Linked DNA regions of Homo sapiens: region 2 is linked to region 1. A link is an interaction called in ENCODE POLR2A ChIA-PET data of the cell type or tissue named here. Cell type or tissue: A673. All regions are shown on one strand. Each heading gives the region's core, and the rest is flanking DNA. Links, peaks and the distances in the headings are about the cores only.

The links. ChIA-PET counts read pairs that join two places held together with the same protein. Peaks named below come from ENCODE experiments on the same cell type or tissue, not always from the same donor. Only the 100,000 strongest peaks of a DNase experiment are listed, where the experiment ranks them.
Region 2: POLR2A ChIA-PET joins it to region 1 with 6 read pairs; 2 of 35 experiments call an interaction of 5 or more read pairs at or near these places.

The regions. Positions count from the first base shown.
Region 1 is chr14:69,028,568-69,043,870 of GRCh38, reverse strand. No RefSeq gene overlaps it. Among named protein-coding and RNA genes, the nearest start is that of ACTN1-DT, 57 kb to the right of the region's middle. RefSeq lists enhancers at 5,080-5,777, 5,778-6,474. In A673, for the core only: no CTCF peak of the experiment used is centred there; a DNase peak (open chromatin) is centred at 5,230.
Region 2 is chr14:68,117,491-68,132,793 of GRCh38, reverse strand. The region is part of intron 7 of RAD51B (RAD51 paralog B); the gene reads right to left. LOC105370546 (a long non-coding RNA gene) reads left to right here. Exons shown (of 4, transcript XR_943976.3): 3 at 2,581-2,728; 4 at 7,385-11,546. Among named protein-coding and RNA genes, the nearest start is that of RAD51B, 310 kb to the right of the region's middle. In A673, for the core only: no CTCF peak of the experiment used is centred there; no DNase peak of the experiment used is centred there.

The DNA.
Region 1 (15,303 bases), core at 4,286-6,785:
GCAAGAATAAGAAGTGTCTTCCCGTCATTCCTGCTTTCTTGTGACCTAATGAGCTTATTCTGGCTCTAAACTGTCTCCCTGAGCCCTGAGTCCCTTCCTGGTGCCAAGAAACCTCTTCCCCTCATGCTCTGAGTCACAGCTTAGTTGTCTTAGAAGAGCAGAAGTAGGAAGTCAGAGAAAGACGAGGGCCTCGGTGGGGTGGAAAGTGGGGGTCCCAGAGAGCATGAGGTAGTAGGAAGAATGTGATGTTTAATCACAGTGTGATGCTTTGAGGCATGGGCCAAGTCACTTTCTTCTTCTGACCTTGAATTTCTTCATCCACAAAGTTGCGACGAGGCTTACCTTGCAATGCTCTCCTGTGGATTAGTGAAAACATACACAAAGCACCTAGCACAATGCCCAGTAGGAACTGGGTAGAAAGAGCAGCTGTTATTGTCATCATAATCCTGTCTTTTTTCAGGTCCAATGACCTGTTGACTTTGGCTCCACTGCCATGATACTGTCCTTAAGCAAAATGTCGGGGACAAATAGAGGTAGAAAGTACTGGTGACTTCTCCAAAAATGTCATCTCTTCCTCCCTCTCTGCGTTTATGAGAACATAAATAGAAATGAAGCTCAGTGTTGTGAAATTCAGGGTTCCTTTTTTGCCCTAAATACTTCCAAATAAAGCCAGCCACAGGAGCTGCTCCACAGAGCTAGGATTCAAAAACCAGAAGCTGGTGAGGGGAACGGAGTGGCAGCAGCTGGAGGGAGCCCGAGGCGCTCCCAGCCCTGCTTCCCCTCCCAGCTGCCAGCCAGGCGCTCACAGTGACCTGCCCAGTCTGTCCCAACACTGCCCGATTCACTCTCACCTCTAGCCTGTTGAGCAGGAGTATGGCTTTCACTTTAAGAAAAGCCAATTATGAGAAATCCAAACTTAGGAAACCATAACGAGGACAAAGGGATTCACATGACATACAAATGGGTTCTTTGCAAAAGACTTCTGATGATGCCCATCTGTTGTGTAAAAAGAGGCACCCTTGGGTGTAGGGATCTAGGGTAAACTCTGAGTGAGTCCTTTAAAAAGAAACGACTTCTCGTCAGTAGACTCACAGTGATGTGATAACCTGAAGGTTTGCTGGAATGATTGATTGTCCCCAAATATAGGAAGTTTCCACAAGAAAGAAATGTTTCAGGCTCTTCTGCTCGTGAGGATTTTATTTTCTCTAGGAAACAACCAGAAGTCAGAGGTAAAAGTTCCTAGCTAATCATTTGAATTCTCCCTTTCCTTTCGTCTCCTTGGTGATTCTGGGTGCTGGGAAGTGTTTTAGGAACCAGTTATTTCCCAGCATCTCCTCCCCAGTCATAAAACACAGAAATGTTCATTACAGGTCAAAGGACTTTGCACCCCAAGACAAAGGAAAGTTCTTGGGAAGTAGTTTCCCTTAATAATCTTTATCCATAAGGGATAAAGAACAACCTCCCTTAATGAGACCAGAATGTTTAAAGGGAATCAGTGCTCTAGAAACAGCAAAGTGACATGAGACAAATAAAAAGAGGAGTCTACCTCTAGCTTTCAGTAGGCACGGTATACCTCGGCACTGATGTACTGAAGCTTTGCCAACCTGGATAGTGAGTGCATTTCAGCTATTATTTCTGCTTGGTAAAATGCATGAATCCATGTGTCCCTAATCTTGTTGCCTGCTGGTAGGGGAAAGATTTTTCATGATCCAGCACAACTCAAAGTAAGTATGCATGTTTCTATGACCCAGCAAACCACTCCTGAACATAAATTCTAGACATTCTCCCCCAGGTCCTGAAGGGGACACATGCCGAGATGGCCATTGTGGGTTTGTGTGTGGTGACAGGGAGCTGGGGGAAATGAGGCATTCATCCCTGTGGGAGTGGACGTGCACACGTGCTCGCAGCCCACCCCCCGGGGGCCACACGGCAGCTGGAAGTAATGGATCAGGAGTACTCCTGGCAACATGGGTGGATCCTAAAAACACGGTGTTGAGTGAAGAGATTAAGACAGAATAATAGCTAAAACACAATAGCATGTATGTGAAATGTACAAATGCATGCAGGCAAAAGAGGAATACACATTTTTCATAAAATGCCATAAAATGAAGGATATACACTACACACACTAGAGTTGTGACCTATGTGGGGAGGAAAATGAGGGTGGGGAGTGGGGAGTTATTTACTATACATAAATAAATCAAGAGAAGAGGTGACCACCCACAACCTTGTACACTCTGTTCGGAGCATAATTATTCGTAATACCCAGAAAGTGGAAACAACCCAACTGTGTCCATCAACTGATGAAGGGATAAGCAAAACGTGGTCTGTCTATACAAGGGGATGTTATTTTTTGCCATAAAAAGGAATGAAGTACTGATTGATGCTACAATATGGATGAATGCTCACATGAGCATTTGAAAACATTATGCTGGCCAGCCACGGTGGCTCATGTCTGTAATCCTAGCACTTTGGGAGGCTGAGCCACAAGGATCACTTGAGGTCAGGAGTTCGAAACAACGTGATCAACATGGTGAAACCCTGTCTCTACTAAAAATACAAAAAAGTTAGCCAGGCATGGTGGTGGGCACCTGTAATCCCAGCTACTTGGAAGGCTGAGACAGGAGAATCGCTTGAACCCAGGAGGCGGAGGTTGCAGTGAGCGGAGATCATGCCACCGCACTCCAGCCTGGCAACAGAGCAAGACTCTGTCTCAAAAAAAAAAAAGAAAAGAAAAAGAAAACATTATGCCAAGACAAAGAAGCCAGTCACAAAAGGACACATATGATTCCATTCATATGAAATGTCCAGAATAGGCAAATCTATAGAGACAGAAAGTAGACTAGCTTTGCCAAGGGTAAGAGGAGGAGTTCAGGGGGAACTTGGGAGTGACTACTAATATAGGGGGTTCTCTTTTGGGGTGATGAAAATGTTTTCAATTTAGATTGTAGCATCATTGTAACAACTACTTAGTAAATAAATTAAAAACCATTGAATTGTACACTTTAGATGAGTAAATTTTATGGTATATAAATTATAAATTATATTTCAGTAAAGATACTTAAAGTTGGCTGCAGTGGTGTGTGCCTGTTACCCCCATCACTCAGGAGGCTAAGGCGGGAGAATCATGCCTCTTGGGCTTGAGTTTGAGACCAACCTGAGCAACATAGTGAGATCCCTTCTCTATTTAAAAAAATAAATTAAGATGTCTAAAAAGAAAAACCGAGAAGAATGAGATAGGATGCTCACGTGAGTTGCCCTTGGGTAATTCCTCTTTGTGCTTCTGGTTTCATATGGGAACTGGGTTTCACCTACCTTAACCCTGCCCATGGCCATTGCCCTCAAATGATGCACACTTGCCTCTGGTCCTTCAGGCTTGAACACCAGCACTGGCCAAGGGCTCCCTGAAATGGACTCAAAGCTGACTCCAGGGGTGGACTGACTGGCTAACTCCATAGCTACCAGCTACCAGACCACTTCCTCCTCTCCCTAAAGACACTCATGGCCAGACTGTGTTGGAGGCTTTTCTCACAATGGAAGTTGGAAGGGACATTCAGGGCCTTTGGTATTCTGTTAACTGAACATAAGTTTGTTATCAGCAGTGTGAGTATAAGAAGGTATTTGTTTCCTTTCTGATTTTGCCAGTACCAGCTGTGACTTTATTTTTGAGACAGAGTCTTGCTATGTTGCCCAGGCTGGAGTGCAGTGGCTATTAACCGATGTGATCATGGCTTACTATAGCTTTGAACTCCTGGACTAAAGTGATCCTCCTACCCCAGCCTCCCAAGTTTTTGGGACTATAGGCATATACCACTGAACCTGGCTAGCTGAGTGACTTTAAAATTCCACCTAACTTCTCTGAGCCTCAGTTCCTCTCTCTGGAAAGTGGGCATAAAATTAACTGGAGCAGTTCGGGATAGTAAATGAAGTAATATACATGAACTCACCTAGCAGTGTACCTAACTCATAGATGACACCTGGTAGGTATTTGCTGAAGCTACCTTTCCAAAACCTAATCTGCTCCTCCAAACAGACAACTAAAAACACCAATGTAATATTGAGTTTGGGGAAATTGGTAGAAGGGTCCAGATAATGGGAAGTAAAGTCTTCATCTTAACTGGAATTCTACTATGTGCCAGTCAGTGTTGGGTGCTGGGAAAACGAAGATGAATAAAATGATTTTCTGAGCCAGCTATCTTGGGTACAAGAGACAGAAACCCAGCGTAAACTGGCAGCAGCTGGAAAGGGAGTGTATGGCTCCCTGAACTGAGTTGTTGGAACTTGCTCTTCTCTTCTTTTGCACCATTCTCTGTGGATAGGCTTCTGCTGTATAGCCTATTCCTACTCCTCTTAGCTTACAGACATAGGTGGGAAATGAGGCAACTCTTCAAACACATTCCTAGTCTCCCTTCCTGTGGAAACACAGTGGGTGCATCCAGTGGTGAGTCACACAGGCTAAGACTGTAGTCACTGAGCAGAAATGACAAAGAAATCAATCTCTGATCAGGAATCCCAGCACTCTGAACCCTAAAAGAAGTCTCTGCCTATTAGAAGATGGGTGATGGCAAGTGTCAGAAAATGCAGCTCAAAGTACATGGAAGAATGATGATTTTTTGCTGTAAACATAACTGAAACATTCCATGATAGAGTGGCCTTAAAATGTATCAGAGTTCTGTCTCTTTCTCTGCAGTTCTCTTGGCTCTGCCCTCCATGTGTATCTGCCTTGTCTCAGGCTGGCTTCCTCCGAGGAGTTAAGGCAGCCAACATCATCAGCCAGGGCAACACACTGCCTCATTCTCATCTGGGGACAGGGCAAGCAAATCTTCCTGCAGAAAGGAAAGTCTGAAGGGTGGCTCTGCCTGGACCACCACAGCCAGGGCAATGCCCAAACTCCTGAGGCCAAGAGGGCAAGAGGCGTGGTGTGGGGCTGATGGGCTTTAAAATCAGAAGCCAACTGGAAGATTGCAGCTTGCTTCACAGTGGGAAAGGGGTGGATGGACGCTGAGAACACGAGCACATGCCTACCATGGGGTCATAAATCTCATTTACAGATGGGGAAATGGGCTGAAGACCTCCCAAGGTTCAACATCCAGATGACGGCAGATCCAAGACCAGATAGTGGCAGTCTTGGCTACAGTCCAGTCAGTTGCTTTTGAATCAGTCATGGAATAGAAGGTCTCGGTGGTTAACAAACACCCCTCACTAGGGAGGTTCAAGCCAGGGCTGATGACGTCATAGCTATAAAAGGAATGACCACCCTGATCTCCAAGGGAGGAGGAATTGATGCTCTGTAAGAACAGCAGGGAGATTAGCTCACTAATCCCAGGATGGAGCCCCACAGCAAGGCAGGGAAAGGCTTATCCTGTTCAGTTTCTTGGATTTGTAATTTCCTGAGGGAAGCTCTGGCTTCCCCTCTGCCCTCTCCTCTTCCCTGCCCTATTCCCAGGCTGAGATGGACCGGCCGGGGCTGGTAATTGTGTTAGCTCAGTTTCCTCCCTGGCCCTGCCATCTCCATAATCTGATTTCAGAGGGACGAGGGATGGCAGGGTCCAGGCTCAGGAAGAGTTCTGCTCCCTCGTGTCCATCGAGCCTGCTAATTTGATAGAGCCACTTGCTGAGCTTCCACAGAGCCCCCATTAGGAACCAATTTCATCTGGTTACCAAGCCCTGGGCCTGGAGAGCTCTCCTGGTCTCAGCCCAAAAGGAAATTCAGCTTCCAATTCAATTTCTGCATAAGGACGTTAAGGCTTCATTATCATAACAGCAACCAGTGATTAAGCACCTACTATGTGTCAGACAGTGCTGGGTGCTGTGGCTCTGATGACTCATTAGGTATGATGTCACCCTTGGAAGCCCAGAGGTGCTGCCAGCGAGGCCTGGGACTGTCAACACTTGGCTACCTCCCTTTTGTCATGCAATTCTCCCTCTATTGGAATGGACTTGCCCTTGTGCAGGAGGACTTTCACCAGTTCTTGTGTGATCCTCAAGAGCAGCCTTGTTTCCAGGGGAAGATTACTGCCCTGTGTGAAGTATGAAGTGTGAGTGTGAAGTAGGATCTGACCCAAATCTCCTCTCCCACCCAAGGATTCCTGGTGTCTAACAGGGGCCAATAGCCACTCCAACCACTGGAGCTCACCTCCACCATCCCGCCCCATTGCCATGAAAACTGGCCTCTGTAGACCCCATTCTAAAGCCCAGCCTGCCAGGCATCCTGGAGGGCATGCACCAGGGCAGGAAGGAAGCTCTGCCCCCATTGGCTCTAGGACCTTGGACGAGTTACCTAAACTCTGAGCTGGAGCTTCCTCATCGGAAAATGGGGATTGTATAATCTACCCTATAGAACATGGAGCTCCCATGACCTGATGACACAGATTCAAACAGGTAACAAACAAAGGAGTAAATGTGTAAAGTGCCCCATAGTGACACATGCTCTGCCCCAGTAGCTGTGAGGGAGGCTGCTGGACCCACAGTTAAGGTCAGGAAAGTGATGAGTGACTCCCACGCCCTACTCACCCAGATAGACAGCCTACACCCTCTCTTAGGCGGCTGGCCAGCCTACTGCCAGAATCAGTCTGGGTACCCACAGCTACAGCCTGCATGACCCTCTGCCGTGGGAAGCCCCTTCTCTCAGGCTGTTTTTTGTAGCCCCTGGCTCCTGCTGCCAGCATTCTTGTGAGCACAGGAGCTGGCCAGGCTTGGGGACTGGTTTGGAAACAAGGTACTATCTCCCCCTCTGAGAGCACGCCAGGCCATTCTTTCCTGGGCTCGCTGCCCCACCTCATTCAAATCTGCCCAAATGTCACCTTTCCCAGCAGGGCTTCCCTGACCACCTGATCTAGGTTAGCCAGCCCCACACACAGCCCCCACTCCACTTTCCCCTCCCAACTGCTTTGTCTGTGGAGCACGTACCACTGCGTGGTATGTTCGCTCATTCATTTGTCTATCTGTGTCATAAGAATGTGAGCTCCGGGGGCAGGGCCTTGGATCTCTTGTTCACTGCTCTGTCCCTGTGCCTAGAGCAGTCCCAGGCACACAGTGGGCACTCGGTATATAATGAATAAATGAATAAATGAAAAGATTATTTGTTAATGTTTTATAGATAATTTTAATTTTGATTTTCTCTCCAGGGGTTATTTAAATGTGTTTCTTAATTTTTATACAATTAAAATTTGGGGAATCATTTTTGTGCCTGATTTTATTGAATTAGGGTCAGAGAATATGGCCCACTTAAATCTCTATTTTTGAGGCCAGGTGTGGTGGCTCTCACCTGTAACCCCAGGACTTTGGGAGGTTAAGGTGGGAGTATTACTTGAGCCCAGGAATTTGAGACCAGCCCAGGCAACATGGCAAGACCCCATCTCTTAAAAAAAGAAAGAAAGAAAGAAAGAAAGAAAATTAAAAATTAAAAAAACTTCTATTTTAAAGTTTTTACAAAAGTTTTATTTGTACCTAAGTATATGATTGATCACTTTAAAGCATTTTATATTGAAAACATTCAAATATGCACAAAAGTAGAGAGAATTCTCTAGAAATTGAGCTCTAAGAAAAAAAAAACTGGAGAGAATATTAGATGAAGTTTAATGTCCTTATCACCTAGCTTCCATGATTGTCAACTCATGGTCAACCTTTTTTCATTAATACCCTTTCTATTATTTTGAAACAAATATCCAACAGGATTGATTTTGTTAAAAATGCCTCATGATCAGACGGGAAAAATGCATTCTATTGAATAGATAAAGAATGATATATGTGTATGTGTTCAATTGAGTCTTTTAATTGTATTATTTAACCTGTTATAATTTTTTTTAAAAGATAAGGTCTCACTCTGTCACCCAGGCTGGAGTGCGGTGGCATGATCATAGCTCACTGTAGCTTCAAACTCCTGGGCTCAAGTGATCCTCCCACCTCAGCCTCCTGAGAAGCTGGGAATACAGGTGCATACCACCACTCCCAGGTAATTCAAATTTATTTTTGAAAAGACTGGATCTCACCATGTAGCTCAGGGTGGTCTCAAACTCCTGGCCTCAAGTGATGCTCCTCAAGTGGGGATCCTATAATCTACCCTATAGAACATGGAGCTCCCATGCACTCATGGCACAGATTCAAACAGGCAACAAATAAAGAAAGGAGTAAATGTGTAAAGTGCCCCACAGTGACACATGCTCTGTCCCAGTAGCTGTGAGGGAGGCTGCTGGACCCCCAGCTAAGGTCAGGAAAGTGATGAATGACTCCCATGCCCTACTCACCCAGACAGACAGCCCACACCCTCTCCCACTTCGGGGCCTGCCAAAGTGCTGGGATTATAAGTGTGAGCCACTGCACCCGGCCTAATTCTTTTTGATGACTAGTTCATGCTAATTACGGAAGAGGTATACTAAAACATCTCACTTTAATTTTTACAAACTTCTCCTTGCATTTCTAATAGTTTTTGCCATCTATAATCAGCAGCTATTTGTTTGGTGCACACAGGTTTATAGCTATCCACAGGCTGGTATTTATTGAGCATTTAGGTTAAAAATGGGTCTAGAGAGAGACCCATTCTGCTCTCAGGCCTGCTGATGAAAAGTTCCTCATCCTATTTGCATCTAGAATGAGAACATCTCAGCCCAAATGGTGATGGTCTCAGAAAATTACCAGACCTTGAAAATGAGAGTGGAGAATGAAAATGCTATTTCAGCCCTAACTGAAAAGAATGAAATGCCAAAACCCTCCATCCGGATTCCATGGACTGACAACAATTAAACTATGTCAGAGGAAGCTAACGTCACCAGGAAAGGTTCCCCACAGCTTTCAGGATCCAGAGCTCCCTCAAAAGGCATGGTTCTTGAGGCTTTGTAGCCCATGGGCCAGGAGAGAGGGCTAGAGACTCACGGGTCCTGGAGGCTTCCAGACCCACGGGGCTGTTACCCTCCTTTCAAATTTAAATTCTCAACTTCAGTATTAGGTAAATTTCTTATTTCAGGGTTAAGGGATAAGGCAATGCTTTTTTTGGAAGGGCTGGTCTTTTTTTCTTTTTTTGGTAACAATGTTAAAAATTTTTTTTGCATTGTGAAAACTAAAAATGGAGTTATATTACATGGACATTGCATAATGAAAAAAATTGAGTCATAACTTATATACAAAATGCACTAATCTTCAGTGATGCATTCCAGCGAAAATGTCAATGAATTTTTACATATTCGTACACCCGTGTAACCATACCATACCCCAAATCAAGATGTGGGGGCACTCCTACCACCCCACTCTCTGTACCCTTTCCTGTCCTAACCACCATGCCCTTCACCCCCAGCCTGCCAGGAAACCACTCTTCTGACTCCTATCATCACAAATTTCTTTTGGCTACTCTTTAACTTTTCAATATGGATGTAATCTGCTGGGGGACTTGGCTCTGACTTTCCCTGGTCTCTACACCAGTTGACCCCAGGCAGACCAGTTGTGCAGACAGCTGGCTTGATGAAGACACAACCCAGTGAGACCAGGGCCTGTCCCCACCCCTCCTGCTCTCGGTCAGGTGGTTGCTGACCACCAGGCCCTCCGGAGAAGAGCAAGTGTGATGGGGCAGGACAAACTTACCTCTGTCAGGAAGGCTCAGTCATGTGGAACTGGAGTCCAACGCCCTGGGATTTCGTCCTTCTTCTCTAGCTGTGTAACCTCCCCAGTTTATTTGTCTGTAAAATGGATGTTGTAATGATACCTTCTTCACAAGATAATGGATATAAACTATCAAGTGCCAGGCCAGGCGTGGTGGCTCACACCTGTAACCCCAGCACTTTGGGAGGTTGAGGTGGGCAGATCACGAGGTCAAGCGATCAAGATCATTCCGGCCAACATGGTGAAATCCCATCTCTACTAAAAATACAAAAAATTAGCTGGGCATTCTGGTGTGTGCTGTAGTCCTAGCTAGTTTGGAGGCTGAGGCAGGAGAATCGCTTGAACCAGGAGGCGGAGGTTGCAGTGAGCCGAGATCGCATGCCACTGCACTCCAGCCTGGGTGACAGAGCGAGACTCCATCTCAATAAATAAATAAATAAATAAAAATAAGGAAACCTTGCTGTTATGATGGCAGATCCTCAATCCCAAAGGCACTGCTAACCTATGCAGGTTATGGATGTCCTTTCTGGGCACAGACCCTACGGCATCCTAGGTCCCTTTTCAAGACGGGAACTTGAAGTCAGATGGGAACCTCTGGAAGGCTTTGGCCTATCCTCTCCAGCAGTTTAATTACAACTATTTTGTTGTTGTTGTTGTTTATTGTGCACTTAGTTCAGCGCTACGAATTTTATGAACGTGCACTCATTAATTTCAGCAAATCTCTGTGTAGATACTGGCTTTGTTCAATTACACAGATGAAGAAACTGAGGCTCCAGGGGTTTAAGTGACATGCCCAAAGTCATGCAGCCAATGAGAGAGCTGGAATTTGAAACAGGAATTATGATTCTAGAAACTGCTCTCTTACCTGCCTTTCTCACAGTGCCTTAACCTCTGCAATACTTAAATTTCTTTCTTTCTTTCTTTCTTTCTTTTTTTTTTTTTTTTTTTTGGGATGAAGTCTTACTCTGTCGCCCAGGCTGGAGTGCAGTGGCACAATCTCGGCTCACTGCAACCTCTGCCTCTGGGGTTCAAGAGATTCTCCTGCCTCAGCCTCCTGAGTAGCTGGGACTACAGGTGTGCACCACCACACCCAGCGAATTTTTGTATTTTTTTTAGTAGAGTCAGGGTTTCCCCATATTGACCAGGCTGGTCTCGAACTCCTGACCTCGTGATCTGCCCCCACCTCAGTCTCCCAAAGTGCTGGGATTACAGGCGTGAGCCACCGCGCCTGGCCAATACTTAAATTTCTTATCATGAAAGAGAAATAATACATGAGAAGGTTTTGGCATATACTGTGGTACATAATAAATGTTACTTTCCTTTCACATCATGTGTGCATTGTATACATTCGCAGGGGTAGATATTTACTAATATCTACAATGTCTTTCATGTACTGCTGATGATAATGAACCATATAGCATTATCGAAGATTTGCCAGGCTTCGCACGGTGGTTCACACCTGTAATCTCATCACTTTGGGAGGCTGAAGCAGAAGGCTCACTTGAGCCCAGGAGTTCAAGACCAGCTTGGGCAACAAAGTGAGACCCCTGTTTCTACAAAAAAACCAAATAAATAAATAAATAATAAAAAAAATTAGCTGAGTGTGGTGGTGTGCACCTATAGTCTCAGCTACTTGGGGGGCTGTGGCAGGAGGATTTCTTGAGCCCAGGAGGTCGAGGCTGCAGTGAGCCATGTTCCCGCCACTGCACTCCAGCCTGGGTGATGGAGCAAGACTCTGTCACAAATAATAATAATAATAATGCCAAGAGAAGTACATGAAAGCATAGTGGTTGTAATTTAAATTTCTACAGAATAATTTATAATACTCAATGCATTTGGGATGTACCATAAGATGCTTCTTTTTTTCTTTCTTCTACCTTTCTACATTGTCACATTCTGTATAATAATAAGATACTACATTTGGGGGGATTCAATAGAATTTTAATCAAATTGATTATACCAACTTTAAATGTGTAATGAGTTTTTATACATTTATACACCTGTGTAATCACCAATGCAATCTAAATACAGAACATTTCCATACCCCAAAAATGTTCCCTTGTGCCCCATCTCAGTTAATCTCCTTCTGTCCAAGCAACCACTGATCACTTTCCTTCCTTCTAGATCAGACTTGTTTTTTCTATAGTTTCAAATCATTGGAATCATGTAGTATGCATGCTTTTGTACCTGTGTTCTTTCTCTCAGCATATTTTTCAGATTCATCCATGCTGTTGTGTTCATTCCCTTTTATTGCTGAATAGTACTCTCTTGTATGGATATACCAGATGTATTTATCAGTTCATCTGTTGACGGGCAGTTGAGCTGATGGGCTATTATGAATAAAGCTAAAATTTGTGTACACGTTTTTGTGTGGATATAAGTTTTCATTTCTCTTAGGCAAATACCTGAGTGGAATTATTGAATCATATAAGTGTTTGTCTAACTTTGTAAGAAACCACTGGCCGGGAGCGGTGGCTCACACCTGTAATCCCAGCACTTTGGGAGGCCGAGACAGGTGGCTCACAAGGTCAGGAGATGGAGACCATCCTGGCTAACACGGTGAAACCCCGTCTCTACTGAAAATACAAAAATTAGCCAGGCGTGGTGGTGGGCGCCTGTAGTCCCAGCTACTCGGGAGGCTGAGGCAGGAGAAAGGCGTGAACCTTGTGGAGCTTGCAGTGAGCCGAGATCTCGCCACTGCTCTCCAGCCTGGGCGACAGAGCGAGACTTAGTCAAAAAAAAAAAAAAAAGAAACCGCCAGATTGTTTTCCAAAGGGGTTGTACCACTTACCATGCCTACCAGCTTTATATCCTCGACAACACTTAAGTAATGTCAGTATTTTTATTATATTATTATTTTTTCTTTCCAAACCCAGGATAGTCTCTATAATTGTCAGTATTTTTAATTTTAGCCATTCTAGTGGGTGGACAGTGGTATCTCGTTGTGGCTATAACTTCTGCCTCCCTAATGACCAATAATGCTGAACATCTTGTCATATGCTTCTTTGCTGTCCATCTGCTTGGCGATGCCTGAAGCCTTTACCTATTTAAAATAAGTAGGTTGCCTTCATGTTTTTGTGATGTAAAAGTTCTTTATATATTCTGCATATAAATCCTTGTATTTTTTGTAGAGATGAGGTTTCACATGTTATCCAGGCTAATCTTGAACTCCTGGGCTCAAGGGATCCACCTGCTTTGGCCTCTCAGAGTGCTGGGATTACAGGTGTGAGCCACCATGCCTGGCCTGAAAATTTCATAGCAATTTTTTTTTTAAATTGAGATGGAGTCTCACTCTGTTGCCCAGGCAGATGGCATGCAGAGTGCAGAGTGCAGTGGCAGAGTGCAGTGGCATGATCTCTGCTCACTGCAACCTCCTGCTCCCAGGTTCAAGCGATTCTCCCACTACAGCCTCCCCAAGTAGCTGGGATTACAGGAGCCCACCACCACGCCTGGCTAAATTTTGTATGTTTAGTAGAGACGGGGTTTCACCATGTTGGCCAGGCTGGTCTCGAACTCCTGACCTCAAACGATCTGCCAACCTCGGCCTCCCAAAGTTCTGGGATTACAGGCATGAGCCACCGTGCCCGGCCCATGTTGTCTTTAATAAGGATGGTTTTCTTTCCAATCTGGATGCCTTTTATTAGTACTACTTGTCTTACTGCACTGTCTAGGGAAAAAAAGTGTTGAAAAAAAGTGACAGATATTTCTGCCCTTTTCCCTGTCTTTGGGGTAAAGTATTCAGTCTCTCGCCACTAGGTATTATGTTAACTGAAGATTTTTCATAGGCATCCTTCACCAAGTTAAGAAAGTTTCCTTCTATTTCTAGTTTGCTGAAAGGCTTTTAAATTTTGCCAAAAATTTTTTTATATCTCTAATGAGATATTCATAATTTTTAAAAAATTGTGTTAGTATGGTGAATTACATTGACTGATTTTCTAATGGTAAACAAACCTTTTATTCTTAGGATAAACCTGATTTGGTCATGCCTCATTTCCCTTTCTAGCTATTGCTAGATTTGATTTGCAAAAATTTTGTTAAGCATCTATGTGTCTATGCTCATTAAGGATTCATTTCTTTTCTTGTAATCTTATAATCAAATCCTTTTTCTGATTTGGGTGTCAGGGTAGTGCTAGCCTAAAAAAAAAAGCTGAAAAGTGTCCCTTTTTCTCTCATCTTCTAAAGAAGTTTGTGTAGAATTGATCTTATTTCTTCTTAAATGTTAGGTAGAATTTACCATTGAAGCCATCAGGACCTGGTGTTTTCTCTATGGGAAGATTTTTAAAAATCTGATTAACTTAAAAATCTTATTTTTATTGAGATAAATTCAATGTAAAACAAAAGTCACCATTTTAACCGTTTTAACGTTTACAAGTCAGTGGTTTTTTTTTTCCTATACTCACAATATTGTGCAATCATCATCACTTATTCCAGAACATTTTTTTTTTTTTGAGATGGAGTCTTGCTCTGTCACCCAGGCTGGAGTGCAGTGGTGTGATCTCCACCTCCCTGGTTCATGTGATTCTCCTGCCTCAGCCTCCCGAGTAGCTGGGACTACAGGCACACACCACCACACCTGGCTAATTTTTGTTTTGTTTTGTTTTTTGTTTTTTGAGACAGAGTCTCGCTCTGTCACCCAGGCTGGAGTGCAATGGTGTGATCTTGGCTCACTGCAACCTCTACCTCCCGGGTTCAAGCAATTCTCCTGCCCCAGCCTCCTGAGTAGCTGGGATTACAGGCACGCACAACCATGCCCGGCTAATTTTTGTATTTTTAGTAGAGACAGGGTTTCACCATTTTGGTCAGGCTGGTCTCGAACTCCTGACCTCGTGATCCACCTGCCTCAGCCTCCCAAAGTGCTGGGATTACAGGTGTGAGCCACTGCACCCGGCCTTAATTTTTGTATTTTTAGTAGAGATGGGGTTTCACCATGTTGGTCAGGTTGGCCTTGAACTCCTGACCTCAGGTGATCCACCCGCCTCGGCCTCCCAAAGTGTTGTGATTATAGACATGAGCCACTGTGCCTGGCCCCAGAACATTTTTATCAACCAAAAAAGGAATTTCATAACCCTCAATTTCCCTTTTCTCCCCTCCCCTGTTAACCACTGATGTACCTCTGTCTGTATAGATTAGCCTATTCTGGACATTTTCAAATAAATGAAATAACAAAAGATGTGGCCTTTTGTGTCTGTTTCTTTCACTTGGCATAATATTTTCAAGGTTCATCCATGTGTGCCATGTGTCAGTACTTCATTCCCTTTATTGCTGACTAACCTTTCCTTGTGTGGATATACCACATGTTGTTTATTTGGTCATCAGTTGATGAAAACTCAGGTTGTTTCTATTTTTTGGCTATTATAAATAATATTGCTATGAACATTCATGTACAAGTTTCCATGTAAATATATGTTTTCAAGTCTCTTGGGTACATACCCAGGAGTGGAATAGCTAGGTCATATGGTAATTCTGTTTAAGATTTGAGAAACTGCCAAACTGTTTTCCGACGTGGTTGGACTATTTTACATTCCCATTAGCAATGAATGAAGGTTCCAATTTCTCCACATCCTTGCCAACATTTATATTTTCGATTTTCTTTATTTTATTTATTTTTGAGACAGGGTCTCACTCTGTCACCCAGGCTGGAGTACAGTGGTGCGATCTCGGCTCAGTGCAACCTCTGCTTCCCAGGTTCAAGCGATTCTCCCACCTCAGCCT
Region 2 (15,303 bases), core at 4,430-6,929, 910 kb after region 1:
TGTTTCACATAATGTGCATGAGAGAGTAAGTCTGCAGAGGGAAAATGAGCTAATACTCTGAGAGAAGCAGAGATGAAAGAAAGAGAAATAAGGAAAGCTGCATTTGAGTCTCTGGTTCTAGCAGTTTCTGGGGCCCAGTGGGATGCCTGCCCTCTCCACAGTTTGGCTGTTCAATCCTTTCTTTGTTCACATGAGACATTCCTAATATCTTTCCACTAATTTCCTCTTTTTACCAAGCTAGTTCAAGTCACGTTTCCACCACATGCAATGAAAAGAATATCCTACTATGAATAAGAAGTCCATAACTCACAATACAGCCTGTTAAGAGCTCTAATTGTTAGAATGTTCTTCCTGATGTTGAAACACATATGCCTCCATGGATATTCCAACTATTGCCTTACATCCTTACCAAGGCTCATCTTCCTCTTTCCAATATTCAAAGATTATGATCACATAACCTTTGTGGATATTCATTACTTTTTGTCTGTACAGCATATATTTCCTTACTATTTTGATAATAGCACCCCAAATCTTTGAGGAAAATTACCTCTACCCCACTGAATGCAGCCTAATGGGATTATGAGTCAAGATTCCCTGCCATTCTTTAGCCAAAAAGTGAACATATGACCCAAGCCAGATCCCCTAGTTTTGAATCTTAACAAAAACACTGAAAGTTGCTGGAGTGTGATAACTTTGGCAGTGAAGCCCAGAAGAATGTGACTGCCAGGTTTACTGAGCCCTCTTAAGCTGTTCTTTCCCTGTCCTTTCTGAGCCTGATTCTTCCTTCTTCTCTTTGACTCTGTAAACTCTTTAATATCCTTCCAATAAGAAATGCTATTAACTGGTTAGTTTATATAATTAAACAAGTCTATCTTAAACATATCCCCAAAGTTTTCTCTTTTTTAGGCTAAGTAATCTCAGCTTGTTGAACTGTACTTCAGGTGACTTGATTTCCAATCTATAATCTGATTGGTTCCCTCCTAAATGAACATTTATCAAAAATCTTTGTGAACACATGGCAGTCAAACAAAAGGTGGTCTGACCAGAACAGAGAGCGATAGGAAGAATATGTCGATCTTTTTATTTTTTTATTTTTTTGAGATAGAGTTTCGCTTTGTCACCTAGGCTGGAGTGAAGTGGCATGATCTCGGCTCACTGCAACCTCCGCCCACTGGGTTCAAGCGATTTTCCTGCCTCAGCCTCCCAAGTGGCTGGGATTATAGACGCATGACACCACGCCTGGCTAATTTTTGTATTTTTAGTGGAGGCAGGGTTTCACCATGTTGGTCAGGCTGGTCTCGAACTCCTGACCTCAGGTGATCAGCCTGCCTTGGCCTCCCAAAGTGCAGGGATTACGGGCGTGAGCCACCGCACCCAGCGAATATGTCCATCTTTGATCTTGACATGTACTTTTGTTAATGCAGCTCCAAAGCCCACATCACAAGCACATGACACTGAGGCAGATTTTGATTTTATAGACAACTAAAATCTTAAGTCATTTTATATTAACTTCTATAAAATTAAATATTTTCAGCTGTATAGTATACAGTTTACTTTTAAAATTCTAAGTGACATTGCAGCCTTTTAGGCTTGATGTGGTTTCAGTTAAGTCTACAAAATTTGCCAATGTAATGATATGGTTGTCACTGACTTTAGAAATACAGATTGAGTTTTATTCTCTAACAATGTGACAAGGGAATAAAATAACAATAATCCTGTTTATCAATCTGCTCTAAAGGAATTTAATAATTCTAAATTTGGATATTTGAGTCACATAATTAGCTAAATACATTTGTATAAAAGAACCTCTGAGCCACTGATACTCAAACAAATAGAGCCTGACTTTTCCTAAGGGATGAAAAAACAAAATTTGGTAAATAAAAGACACACACACACACACAAACACACACCCACACACACAAAGTCAGCCATATAGATCAGGCATTAAGAACCAGTAGATTATGGAGGCTTACTTGATAACTCTCAACAATCTGTGACTGCCAAGCACTTTTCTCTGATATTTACAGGAATTCCCATAGGAAGTGAAGTTGCCACCATTTCACCTTTGAAATTTTATTTTCAGGATTCTTACTTTAGTTCAGAAAGTTTATAATGCTCAGAGATCTCAAGGCTTCAGTAAAAGAATCAATTTCTACAAAAAAAGAGAGGAGATTGGCTAAAGAAAAATTATTAGACATTTTGTTTGAATTTCTGAGATCTTTAATTTTAACCATGGCTTTAATCCAAGATATGCTATACAATGAGAATTTTGAAGAACAAATACAGTTGTAAAGCAATAGAGAGATGATTCCTAAAAGGGAGGGCTGGCTGCCCAGTTTGTTCCCCAACATTGGTTTTCATCTTGGTGAATTTATCTTCATTCCAGGATCTAAATCTCAGCTAATCAGTTTCAAAACCCAATCTTTAAACACAGCAAGAGGAGACCCACATTAAGCAGATTCACAGAGGCTGATGTATATAATAAGAATGTTGATTTATTAATCTCCTCAGAGAAAATCAATTGCTACATAGACCAGGAACACTTGAGTCAGCCACACTACTGTATTTTCTCCTCTGAAGGCACCCTCTATGGACCAGAGAACAACCTCTAGGAGTTGAGAGCAGTCCCTGGCTGATACCAAGAAAACAAGACTTCAGTTCTAAAGCTGCAGAGGAATGAAATCTGCCAATAAAAGGAATGATCTTGGAAGAGGACTATGAGCTCCAGGTAAGAACACTGCCAACCAATACCTTGATTTCATTTCAGCCTGAATAGAAAACTCAGCCATACTGTCCTGGATTTCTATCTACAGAAATGTGAGCTAATAAATGGCTGTTGTTTTAAGCTGTTAAGTTTGTGGTTACACCGCAGTAGAAAACTAACACACCTATAGACCAATGATCCTCAAAATGTTGTTCCCCAACCAGCATCACTATCATCTAGGAACCTGTTAGAAATGCAAATTCTTGGGCCATAAGCATCTGGGGATAGGGCCTAGGAATTGGTACTTTAACAAGGCCTCCAGTTAATTCTAAAGTATATACTAAAGTTTGAGAACCACTGGAGTACACTCTGCTTGTAGGCACAGGCAACCTTTACCTTGCGATTTGATCTTGTCCATGCTTCTATAGATGACCAACATCTTTTCTGACTAATATCTGCTATTTAGTTTTGCAGTCAAGTCTTTTATTCTTTCAAGATCATAGTATTTAAGAAAATTGTGTAAATTTCCACTGTGACCCTGTGCTTATCGATTTCTAGTTTAGGGGAAAATCTAATTTCCCCTTTTAAGTGACAGGCACCTCACTGCTGTTGCCCTGTGGTATCTACACTGAACCAGACACTAGGTACAATGTAGCAGTTGTAGTTAAACTACCAAATTGATGTTAAACTAAATTATTCTCTAGTTAAAGAATAATGTGACATGTGTAAGTCTTTAAGTTTTAGCTGTGTTGTCACCCCAAACTCTAAACTCATAGAGTTCTCAGTTTCTCAGTTTCAGCAATCAGTGTTTGCCTGGAAGTGAGCATCCTACCTCAGTATACAAAGAAAACTCGTAAGGTATAGTAGAAAGAGGCTTGAACAAGCAGCCAAGAGACCTAGGTTCTAGTTTAGGCTCTACTATGGACTTGCTGTGTAACCTTAAACAAATAAGTTAACATCTCAGAGCCGATCTCCTCATCTATAAAATAAAAGCCTCTAAGCAAAGGATCTCCTACAGCTAAATCCTTCTGTGGCTTTCTCATTCACAGTGAATTCTTCCAGAAGCAAGACCAGTGCCCTTGATGACAAAAAAGAGCAAGATACAAAGTAGTAAATGATACTGCAACTGGCTTAGTTTGTGTCTCCTAAGAAGAGAAAAAGGCTAGATACCTTCTCATCTCTAGGAAATTACCTTTCAGAGTAAAGAAAAATTAATTTCAATGAAAAACTACATGTTAACTCTTTTAAAATAGAGAGCTACCAAAACTAGCTTGAGAGTTTAAATTAAAATTATGAATGCTAACTTAGTAAGAGCTGTGTATCTGTTACCAAGTTCATATCATTTGAGAGCAGAGATACAGAGCAGTATCTACAAGCCCCCCCACTCACGTTTTTTTTGAGACAGGGTCTCACTCTGTCACCTAGGCTGAAGTGCAGCAGCATGATTTGGGCTCACTGCAACCTCTGCCTCCCGGGTTCAAGTGGTTCTCCCACCTCAGCCTCCCGTGTAGCTGGGGCTACAGGCGTGTAACACCACACCCAGCTATTTTTTGTATTTTCTGGTAGAGATGGGGTTTCACCATGTTGGCCAGGCTAGTCTCGAACTCCTGACCTCAAGTGATCCATCCACCTTGGCCTAAGTGCTGGGATTATACGAGTGAGCCACTGGTGCCTGGCCTATAAGCCCCTTTTTAATGAAACCTACACTCTGTCAGGTTTGACCTGAAAATTCCAGGTAATTTGATTGCAAAGAAACTCCTCTTGCGATCTAATTGACTTCTCTTCACATTAACTTTATTGAAGGTCTATTTCTCTGGGTGAGAATCTAAGCTAAAGATAGAGACACAAAAAGGATTAAGCTTCTAAAGGAATGAAGTTTGATCTTCCAAAGGAAGAACTTGGAACAATCAAAACCAAACTCATATTCCAGCTTCTAAATACTGCCATGTTCAGAAGGTTTCTACATTTCTCTTAAAAGCCATTTGGTCCCAGTGATACTTCCCAAGCGGTAAAAAGAATTTTCACTTTAAAGCTAACGAATTTTTATGGGTTTTTCTAATTGTATCATACATTCATTTTTATGTTCCATTCAATAGATATTTGTTGATCATCTACCATGCTCTCCAAGCCCTATGCTAGGAACCTCAGCATAGAAGGTATAGCACCTACTCACAGGGAACTTACATTCCTAGGGGACACAAACTAACAGGCAATTCCATCATGAGATACAATGAAAACTCTAAAATTTAATTCTATCTGATAACAGATCAATTCTACTTAACCTTCTAAGAAATGACAGAATACCATCTCTGGGTTTTAAAGTAAGAGTGAATAAGCAACATATCCTTCCTATCATGATGATATCAACATAATAAAGCAGAATACTTCATTGTTACTTGTGGTTTTCCAGGGACAAAAAGCATTACTGTGTGTATGTGTGTGTGTGTGTGTGTGTGTGTGTGTGTGTGTGTGTGTGTGTGTGTGTTACAATGTACAATTGTTATTTATGAATTATCACTATACAGTACCGCTAACTGGAATATGAGCCCCTATATTTCCCATTCATATACTCAAGGCCACCATTCACTGAATAAATCCAACATTCATTCAATACAAATTAATGAGTACTCTGTGTTGCAGCATTATGCTAGGCCCTGGGTTAATACAGATGGAGGACTTAGTCCTATCCCCATGGAATTTGCAGTCTAATAGAAGAGACAGCTATATAAACAAATCGTTGAAACAGTATGTGAATAGTGCTTTTAAGAGCATATAATCCTAGCAGAGCACAGGGAGTGAACAGACCACTCAGGAGGAAACCAGGTGGGTTGGGGTTGTTGCCTGATCTATAGCTACATTCAATGGTCTGGGTGGAGTAGTTTGGGAAATACAAAAATAAATAAGACAAAATCTCCTTTCTGATTTCCATGATAAATAGGGAGAGAGATGAAAAAATATAATTTGAGGCACATATATGAGATAAGCCCTTTTACAGAGGGTCAAAGTGCTTTGGAAAAGCAGAGCAGAGGATAACTACTTTCTTTTAAGGGTGCTGGAGAAGGTTTCACAAAGGAGGTGGTATCTGAGGTGGCTCATTAGCTTATACTCTGGAAGGTTCTATGTATACCAGCAGACATAAATTATTTCAGTTCTGAAGAGGTGCTTTTAGATTTTCCCTCAGCTACTTTAAAGTCTTTATTGAGAAACTGCAATAAGCAAATATATTCTCCGTAGAACGAATCCACCCAAACACCTTGAGATTCTCATTCCACATATTTCACACATGATATCTTTTAAGTCTGGGAAAGTAGACTAGGAAATGTTTCAAATACTCAAGGGCCTCAAAACATATATGTTAGAAAGTGTACCTAATTTCCAAAAAAGGTACAATTGCAGAAGAATCCATTTTGATTGGAAAACAAGCTGCTCACTTCTGGTATGGAACAGATGCTGCAGTTTGAGTACTAAGGAAGTAAAAAGCACCTCTGCTGTCAAGTAAGTCACTGCACAGTCTCTTCTCCAGCTCAGCAGCAATCTCATGCTGATCAACGTGTCATACATGAAAACCCATTTTCTTTGGTGAGGGGCTATAGTTTTATGCAGTTATTCAAAGGAGTAGAACACTTCTGACTGCTGCTTCCAATCTTTGCTGACAACGACTTAGGACTGGAGGACTTGAATATAAAGTAATCCATAAAGAAGGAAAGTAATTTTGTAACTGCTGAGTATGAGACTTTTTTTTGGCATACACAAAACCTAAATGGCTCCCCCAGAACAAGAGCATGCACAACAATAGAATCAAGGCAGCAAACATGCTCAGGAAACAAGGCTACATAAACTAAGGGAAGTGCTATTATGAATACGAATATTTAAAAGCTGATAAAAGAATGATTTTTGTTGTTACTACAGTAAAAAATTATTAGCACAAAAAAAGGTATAGCTATAAAACAAAGATGTATATAATTCAATCTCCCTTCTATTATAATTATTGCAACCAAGTTATTCATATCAGATCTAGCACCAGAGAAATCATGGGAAAACACCAGGATTAATGAGAGTGCCCATCTAACATAAGTGTTGATAGTCATCATGAAGATCAGATATGGGATGACTTACTTCAACTTCTTAAGTATCATTTTGATAACTCCTTTAGACTCTGTTTTCATGTGATCCTATGGGACGTTGGTGCTTTCTAAATGACACCATGAGAATGAGTTTCAATGGAGCTACAGTTCTAAGAACAGAGCCTTCCATCAATTTTCATGGCCAATTACATGATATTTAAGATCAACTGACTAATCATCCAAAAAGGGATTTATCTTTGAAAAAACAAAACAAAACAAAACAAAAACCTCTTAAATACCTACATGGTTACAATGGCTCCAGAAGTGAGACACTTTTTTTCTTTTCCCAGGAATATCCAATTCTCCTGGCAACTAAACTGACCACAGTCAAATTGCACAGATTTTTTTTCTACAAACCTGAATATGTACACATTAACCAAAGTGCTCTGCCACTGCTCACAAATATTGAAGTTCAGCTTGCAAGCACAGTCATTTGCATTGATGAAGCCCCAGTTCTAAGCAATATCAGATTAAGTTCACATTCAGATGAACACAGGGCACTGAGAATTACACAGCCAGCTACTTATGAACGACTGCGTGTGCTTTTCCATTGCAGTTTTTCTTCCAGCTCTCATGGAAACAAGCACTGCCACAGCCCCTTGATGAGCCAGCAGAGTCCAGTCATCTGGCAACAATGACAGGTATCTGGCATCTGAGAGGAATATCAACTGAAGACAATGAGAGAATTAAAAAAGAAGTAAACACAAGACAATCTTTTTTCACCCCCTTAGATTCTGCATTTCCACTTGCTTGATTCAGTAATTGTTTTGTTTTGAATGTTGTGTAAATGAATGCTACAGCCCTATGCAATTTTTAAACCACTTTGCTGTGTGTCTCATATGGAGCTCAACAATGTTACTGCTGGCATGAGTGCACCATAAAGCATATGACTCCCTGATGTAACATTTTAAATAAGGATACATTTCTCATCCAATGTGACATTATGCAGGAAAATTTCACTTCGTCACCTGTTTCTCATGAGAGCTTGAGAAAGCTATATAATTTTTTTTTTTTTTTGAGTCAGAGTCTTGCTCTGTCACCCAGGCTGGAGTGCAATGGCACAATCTCGGCTCACTATAACCTCCACCTCCCGGGTTCAAGTGATTCTCCTGCCTCAGCCTCCCAAGTAGCTGGAATTACAGGTGCCCGCCATGCCCAGCTAATCTTTGTATTTTTAGTAGAGATGGGGTTTCACCATGTTGGCCAGGCTGGTCTCAAACTCCTGACCTCATGATCCGCCCCCCTTGGCCTCCCAAAGTGCTGAGATTACAGGTGTGAGCCACCACACCCGGCCTTACATAATTCCTTTCAACTGTATATATCTCATCATTAAAATAAGAATAAGAAAACCTGTCTTCTTTTTTCTCCTTAATAGCTTGTGAGGCCTATGTACTAATCAAAATGAACGAAAATAATTCACAAACTCAGTGACATCAAGGAGCTAGTTTGCTGTTTTACTTAAGGAAGAATTATTCTATGGCTTCAAAAAATAGAGCCATCACATGAAATATCTGAGTACAAAAACACACTATATTGTACAGACTTTTTCGTGTGTACGGCTGCTAGAAGTTAGAAATCACCCAAAGTCTTCTTAATCTGCCACTCTCTGAATAAGACAGGTACCAATACTATTGTGCCTCTATTAGGAATGCAAAGGCTTACAGTAAAATTGGATGAAACTGCTTACTCAGAGTCACCCAGCAGCTCTGTGGTAGGAATGGAAAATAGGCTGAACCCACACTGTTGGATGGTACTATGAGTCTATCATTTCCTCCTTCTATTTAAGGTCATTTCCAAAATGATAGCTCCAATCTTCATATGTGCTTATTATACAATGTGCCACCATTACAAAATTTAATTTTTTTTAAAAAATGGGGGAAAGAGTTCCATTCCCCCACACATCAATTTGCCAGATGATTTAAATAGCACATCCTAGGTCTCTGATGCACAGAGAGTCCAGGGAGCTAATGCATCATTTTGGAATACTTAGAGCCTGAAGAAACACAGAGTCAAATCATAGCAGGACCAACTAGGCTTTTTATCCAAGATGGATAAATGAAATTCCATGCAGTTGCTTGTGCACAAAGTCTTTTCAGTTAGATTTTTGAAATGCAACCAACAGTTTTTTGTTTGTTTGGTTGGTTGGTTTTGTTTTTTTGAGACGGAGTCTCACTCTGTTGCCCAGACTGGAGTGCAGTGGCGCAATCTCGGCTCACTGCAACCTCCACCTCCCGGGTTGAAGCAATTCTCCCACCTCAGCCTCCCGAGTAGCTGGGACTACAGGTGTGCGCCACCATGCCGAGCTAATTTTTGTATTTTTAGTAGAGATGGGGTTTCACCACGTTGGCCAGACTGCTCTTGATCTCCTGACCTCAAGTGATCCACCCATCTCGGCCTCCCAAAGTGCTGGGATTACAGGTGTGAGCCACCGTGCCCAGCTGATATCATCTAACTTTTTAAAAGACTAAGTTCCTGTCCAGGTATGGTAGCTCATGCCTGCGATCTCAACACTTTGGGAGGCCAAGGTGGGAAGACTGCTTGAGCCCAGGAATTCAAGACCAGCCTGGGCAACATAATAAGATACTGACTGTACTAAAAATCAAGAAGAAAATTAGTCAGATATGGTGGTACACGCCTATGATCCCAGCTACTCAGGAGGCTGAGGTGGGAGGATCATGTGAGCCTGAGAGGTTGAGGCTGGAGTAAGCCATGATCATGCCACTGCACTCCAGTCTGGAGGAGACAGCTCTGTCTCAAAAAAAAAAAAAAAAAAAGAAAGAAAGAAAAAAAGAAAAGAAAAGATCATTCCTGACATTTATATGGTTAATTTTATTTTTATGGAACAGGCAAAGCCTGAAAATGATAAAACATAAAAGGATTTGCACTGAAAAGAAAGTCTCTTTTTCCTGTTTCTCACACAGCAAAACCCCCCCCTGGAAACAACCTTACAACAAAGATAAGCTATGCATTTGTGTGTGTGTGTCTGTGTGTGTGTGTGTGTGTGTTTGTTTTATACAAAGGAGAGCATGTTAGACATACTGTTCTCATTTTGCTTTATTTAATAATGCATCTTGGATTTTGTTCCATTACCACTGCAGAACTTCTTCATTCTTTTAACAAGTTGCACAGTATATTCCATGGAGTACCATAATATACTGATTCAGTCTCCTATTGATGACAATTAAGTTGTTTCCAGTCCTCTGCTATTATAAGTATTGATGCAATAACTATACTTATGTCAGTCATTTTGCTCAAATGAAAAACACAAATGTAGGAAAATTCCTTAAGTGGAATTGCTTAGTCAAAGGATACATGCATTTAAGTTTTTTTTATAGATTGGCCTTCACAGAAGTTGTATCTAACAATTTATCATTCCACCAAAAAGTATAAAACCAACTGCTTTCTCAAACCCTTTATAGCCAGTTTTGATCAAGCTTCTTTATCTTCAATAATATGATATATCATGTTTTCCATTTAATTTTCATCAGGAGGGAAGTCTGATATCTTTTTCTTAAATTTTAAAAGCACTTGTGCTTACTTTTCTGTGATCTGTCCTTATCCTTTACCCATCGCTGGTCATTGCTTTCTTGTTTATTTGTAGATGCTCTCTATTCAATAGGGAAAATAGTCTTGGTTTGTGATACATGTGAAATATCTTCTCCAGATTTTCATTTGTCATTTGACTTTGCTTACAATGGATTTTCTTGTTATGCATAAACTTTGTTTTTTAGTATTTAAAGTTAGTTATCTTATGGCTTCTGTGCTTTATATTATACTTGAAAAGACTTTCTAATGTAGAAATTATCTTAAATAACCTTAGATATTCTTCCAATACTTTTTTGATTTTATTTTTCACATTTAAATCATTGTTGCCCCCAAGGATTTATTTTTGGATAAGGCTTAAGATATAAATTCAACTCCATTTCTTTGCCTAATGGTAAGATTTATTGAATGCTCCAGTGTTTATTGTGATATGCAATGCCAACATTATCTTATGTGAAATATATATATATAAGATATGTATATATATCTTATACTCCTTCCACATTTATTTTTGGATGTCCCATTTTTTTCCATTTAACTATCTATACCAGCACCACAGTCTTTAAGTTATTGTAGCTTAATACATTTTACAAAAATTGGTCTAGTCCCACCGCAATGTTCTTCTTTCTCAGAATCTGTCATTATGAATTCTTTTATTTTTGTAAATTTTTTAGTTGAATCACTTGGTTTTTCCAAATATACAATCATATTACTTAGAAGGTATAGTTAATATGCCTCCTTTCTAGTTTTTTTTATTTCTAATTTCTTTTTCTTGTAAGACTCCTTTGTCTAGTGCTACTATAACAATACTAAATGATAGTAGGAATAAGGGTGATCATTGGCTTAATAAGTTTATGGAAATGCTTCTGGAATTCCCTATAAAGCAAGCTGTTGACTTTTTCGTTTTTAGGTTAGCAAGAGGGCACTTACCAAGCTAAGGATTGTGGATCCTTAGATCACTTGACTAGAAGATGGGGATGGGGTCATATGGTACAAACCAGGGCTGTTACTCCTCAACAAGGAGGAATAACGCCTCTTAGAAGCATGGCAAGCAGGTGCCATAAAACATGTCTACTACAATTTCTCACTGCCTGGAATAATTGGAAAAGTTTCATAAATGCTCTGGCTTTCAGGTTCTTCACTTTTGCAATAAAGCTGCTAAGTCTGGTTGCAAAGCTTTTATGATGATTAGAAATAATATATGTAAAATGCCTGATGCACAAGAGTCACTCAATAAGTGACAGCAGTGTGATTAATCTATGACATAATAAAAAGTTCTAACTTGAAACACGAGAGAAAAAAATAACTTCCAGTGCGTAAAGAGATAATTTCATGATCTCAGGGACACTAACTTCCCTATAACCCATTCCTCCATATTAATTTTTACTTTACATTATACCTTCTCTAAAGAAATTGTTACAGAGAATCACACTCCTAGCAATATGACAGAAGACTAGTACATCACACCTAAAATATAAAATATGTCTTTTTAAGCATGGTTCAGCCAGAGAGTAACAGAAATAAATGTAAGCCAGAAACAACTGAAAAAAATAACATTTCTCAGAAGGAAAAAAACTTGGGAGGATTCTTTCCTGAGAGCAGTTGCCAATCCTTAATGAACTAGAGCCTGGGTTCTAAATGGGCACATGGCAAGAGAGTTGGGAGGATAGCAGACAGAGCCCGGGCCCAAGCAGGACAAGAGATTAAATGAGGACCCTTACTTAAAGTTGAGACTTCCAGGCTCCCAAAGGGTGACACCCTCAGTTGGCAAACTAAGAAAAAAAAACCCACCTTGAAGCAGAAGACCTGTCCTTCTCAGATGTGGTTCTGAATATATCAGGAAAAAAAAGGCAGGGGACAAGGGTCTTCCCCATTCATTCATTTTTTCATTCAATGAATATGTATTGAGGGCCAGTTTTTGTTAGGCACCTTTCCAGGCACTGGGTAACAAAGATCTCTGCCCTAATGAGAATTTCTATCTAAAACCTGCCTAATGTGATTTAGGGCTAGAAACTTAAACCACTTATATGGCCTAAAAACCTGCAGCTTAGAAATTAACATCAAGGCAACAAAAGCCAAAATTGACAAATGGGATCTAATTAAACTAAAGAGCTTCTGCACAGCAAAAGAAACTACCATCAGAGTGAACAGGCAACCTACAAAATAGGAGAAAATTTTCACAACCTACTCATCTGACAAAGGGCTAATATCCAGAATCTACAATGAACTCAAACAAATTTACAAGAAAAAAACAAACAACCCCATCAAAAAGTGGGTGAAGGACATGAACAGACACTTCTCAAAAGAAGACATTTATGCAGCCAAAAAACACATGAAAAAACGCTCACCATCACTGGCCATCAGAGAAATGCAAATCAAAACCACAATGAGATACCAGCTCACACCAGTTAGAATGACAATCATTAAAAAGTCAGGAAACAACAGGTGCTGGAGAGGATGTGGAGAAATAGGAACACTTTTACACTGTTGGTGGGACTGTAAACTAGTTCAACCATTGTGGAAGTCAGTGTGGCGATTCCTCAGGGATCTAGAACTAGAAATACCATTTGACCCAGCCATCCCATTACTGGGTATATACCCAAAGGACTATAAATCATGCTGCTATAAAGACACATGCACACGTATGTTTATTGCGGCAATATTCACAATAGCAAAGACTTGGGACCAACCCAAATGTCCAACAATGATAGACTGGATTAAGAAAATGTGGCACATATACACCATGGAATACTATGCAGCCATAAAAAATGATGAGTTCGTGTCCTTTGTAGGGACATGGATGAAATTGGAAATCATCATTCTCAGTAAACAATCGCAAGAACAAAAAACCAAACACCGCATATTCTCACTCATAGGTGGGAATTGAACAATGAGACCACATGGACACATGAAGGGGAACGTCACACTCTGGGGACTGTTGTGGGGTGGGGGGAGGGGGGTGGGATAGCTTTAGGAGATATACCTAATGCTAAATGACGAGTTAATGGGTGCAGCACACCAGCATGGCACATGTATACATATGTAACTAACCTGCACATTGTGCACATGTACCCTAAAACTTAAAGTATAATAATAATAAAATAAAATAAAATAAAAAATAAATAAATGATAAAATAGTTGTAAAAAAAAAAAAAGAAATTAACATCAAGAACTGCAGCCTGGACAACATGGTGAGACCCTGTCTCTACAAAAAAATCGGAAAAATTAGTTGAGTACGGTGGCACGTGCCTATAGTCTCAGCTACATGGACAACATGGTGACACCCTGTCTCTACAAAAAAAAATTAGAAAAATTAGTGAGTGGCACGTGCCTGTACGTGGGGAGACTGAGGTGGGAGCATTACCTGAGGCCAGGGAGGTCGAGGCTGCAGTGAGCCATGATCGCACAACTGCACTCCAGCCTGGGTGACAGAGTGAGACTTTGTCTCAATAAAAAAAAAAAGAACTTGTTTGGCGGTTCCCCTGCATTTGAAGTGTTCACAAGCATCTGATGGGAGCAAATAGGAATCTTCCCTTGAAGAACATACTTTAAACACTGGCCTCAAAGAATTTTAACAGATAAAGTTCCTGAAATGAATGAACACACACACACACATGTGCACACACATACACATGCACACAACACACACACGAGCTATTATAAATGAGGATCAAATCAAATGAGAAATCATAATGAAGATTTTAAAATATTTTGAACCAAATGTGAAAGCATTATAAAAAAATCCGCAGAGCTCAAAATACACCTGCACAATGGCTATGGACAGATGTGTTGTCCTCACAACTCCTTTGTGCCCAAGCACATCTTACCCTTCTTCTTATTGCTGCAATCTGCATAAATTTGGTACACAGGTTACAAAAAATCCAATAAATAAAAGACATAGTTGACAAGACAGCTACAGAGACAAAGATATTTTTGGAATTACATTCAGAGTCTATGGCTCTTTCTTCCTTTTGGTGGGCGAGGGGCACACTTCCTTTAAATGTCCTCATTAGAACTGTCACAGGTTGGAACAGCATAAGGAGTCATGACAACTAAATGCAATGTGGGATGCTGGATTAGATCCTGAAGCAGAAAAAGGATATTAGTGGGGAAAATTGGAGAAATTTAAATGATGTCTACTGATTACCAAATAGTATTTTATTGGTGTTAATTTCCTGATTTTGGTAACTGTACTATACTTATATTAGATGTTAACATTAGAGGGAACTGGGTGAAGGATATATGGAAACTACTATTTTGTCTACTGTTTTCTGATATAGATTTTTTAATAACTCTTTTCAAAATAAAAAGGAAATAAATATCCTTGTTGATGGCAAATTGTTATTTTTTAAATTATAGAACTGATTTTGAAAAGAAAAAAATGCAGAACAAAGGTTAGTGAAAAGGTCAGTAATCTATTTGGGTAATAAATTTCTTTGCAGGGGAGGGGTTGATTTAAAAAATGTAGTGCGACTTTAAGTCAATGTGAGACTGTTTTCTTCTATAGTCCATAAATGGCTTCTAACGGCAATTCGAAAGGACAAGTTCTAAAAATATTTCTTGCAATGACAGCATCGTTGGATTAGTGTAAAGAGTGGCTACATTGAAGAATAGCACTCATTTAAACAGTGTACCTTATGGTATATTTATTTTTAAAAATCACTCCTCATTACCTTATGGTCACACCTCAGGGTGTTAAAGCAATTTCTGGGCACTCAGTAAGTAAAAGAAAAGTTAATTGAATGCAATAATTTGTCATGTCTCCCTCTGCTTTCTAATGCAAGAGTCTAGGTTATTTTTAATCTCTTTTACTATGGAAGATATTCTAATCGTACCTTTTTGATATTTTGAGCAAATTTATTACTTTTTAGCAGAAATTTGCTATTCTATGAGAGGGAAAGGAAAGTCCTCCCAAAAAACAGAGTGGCAGAG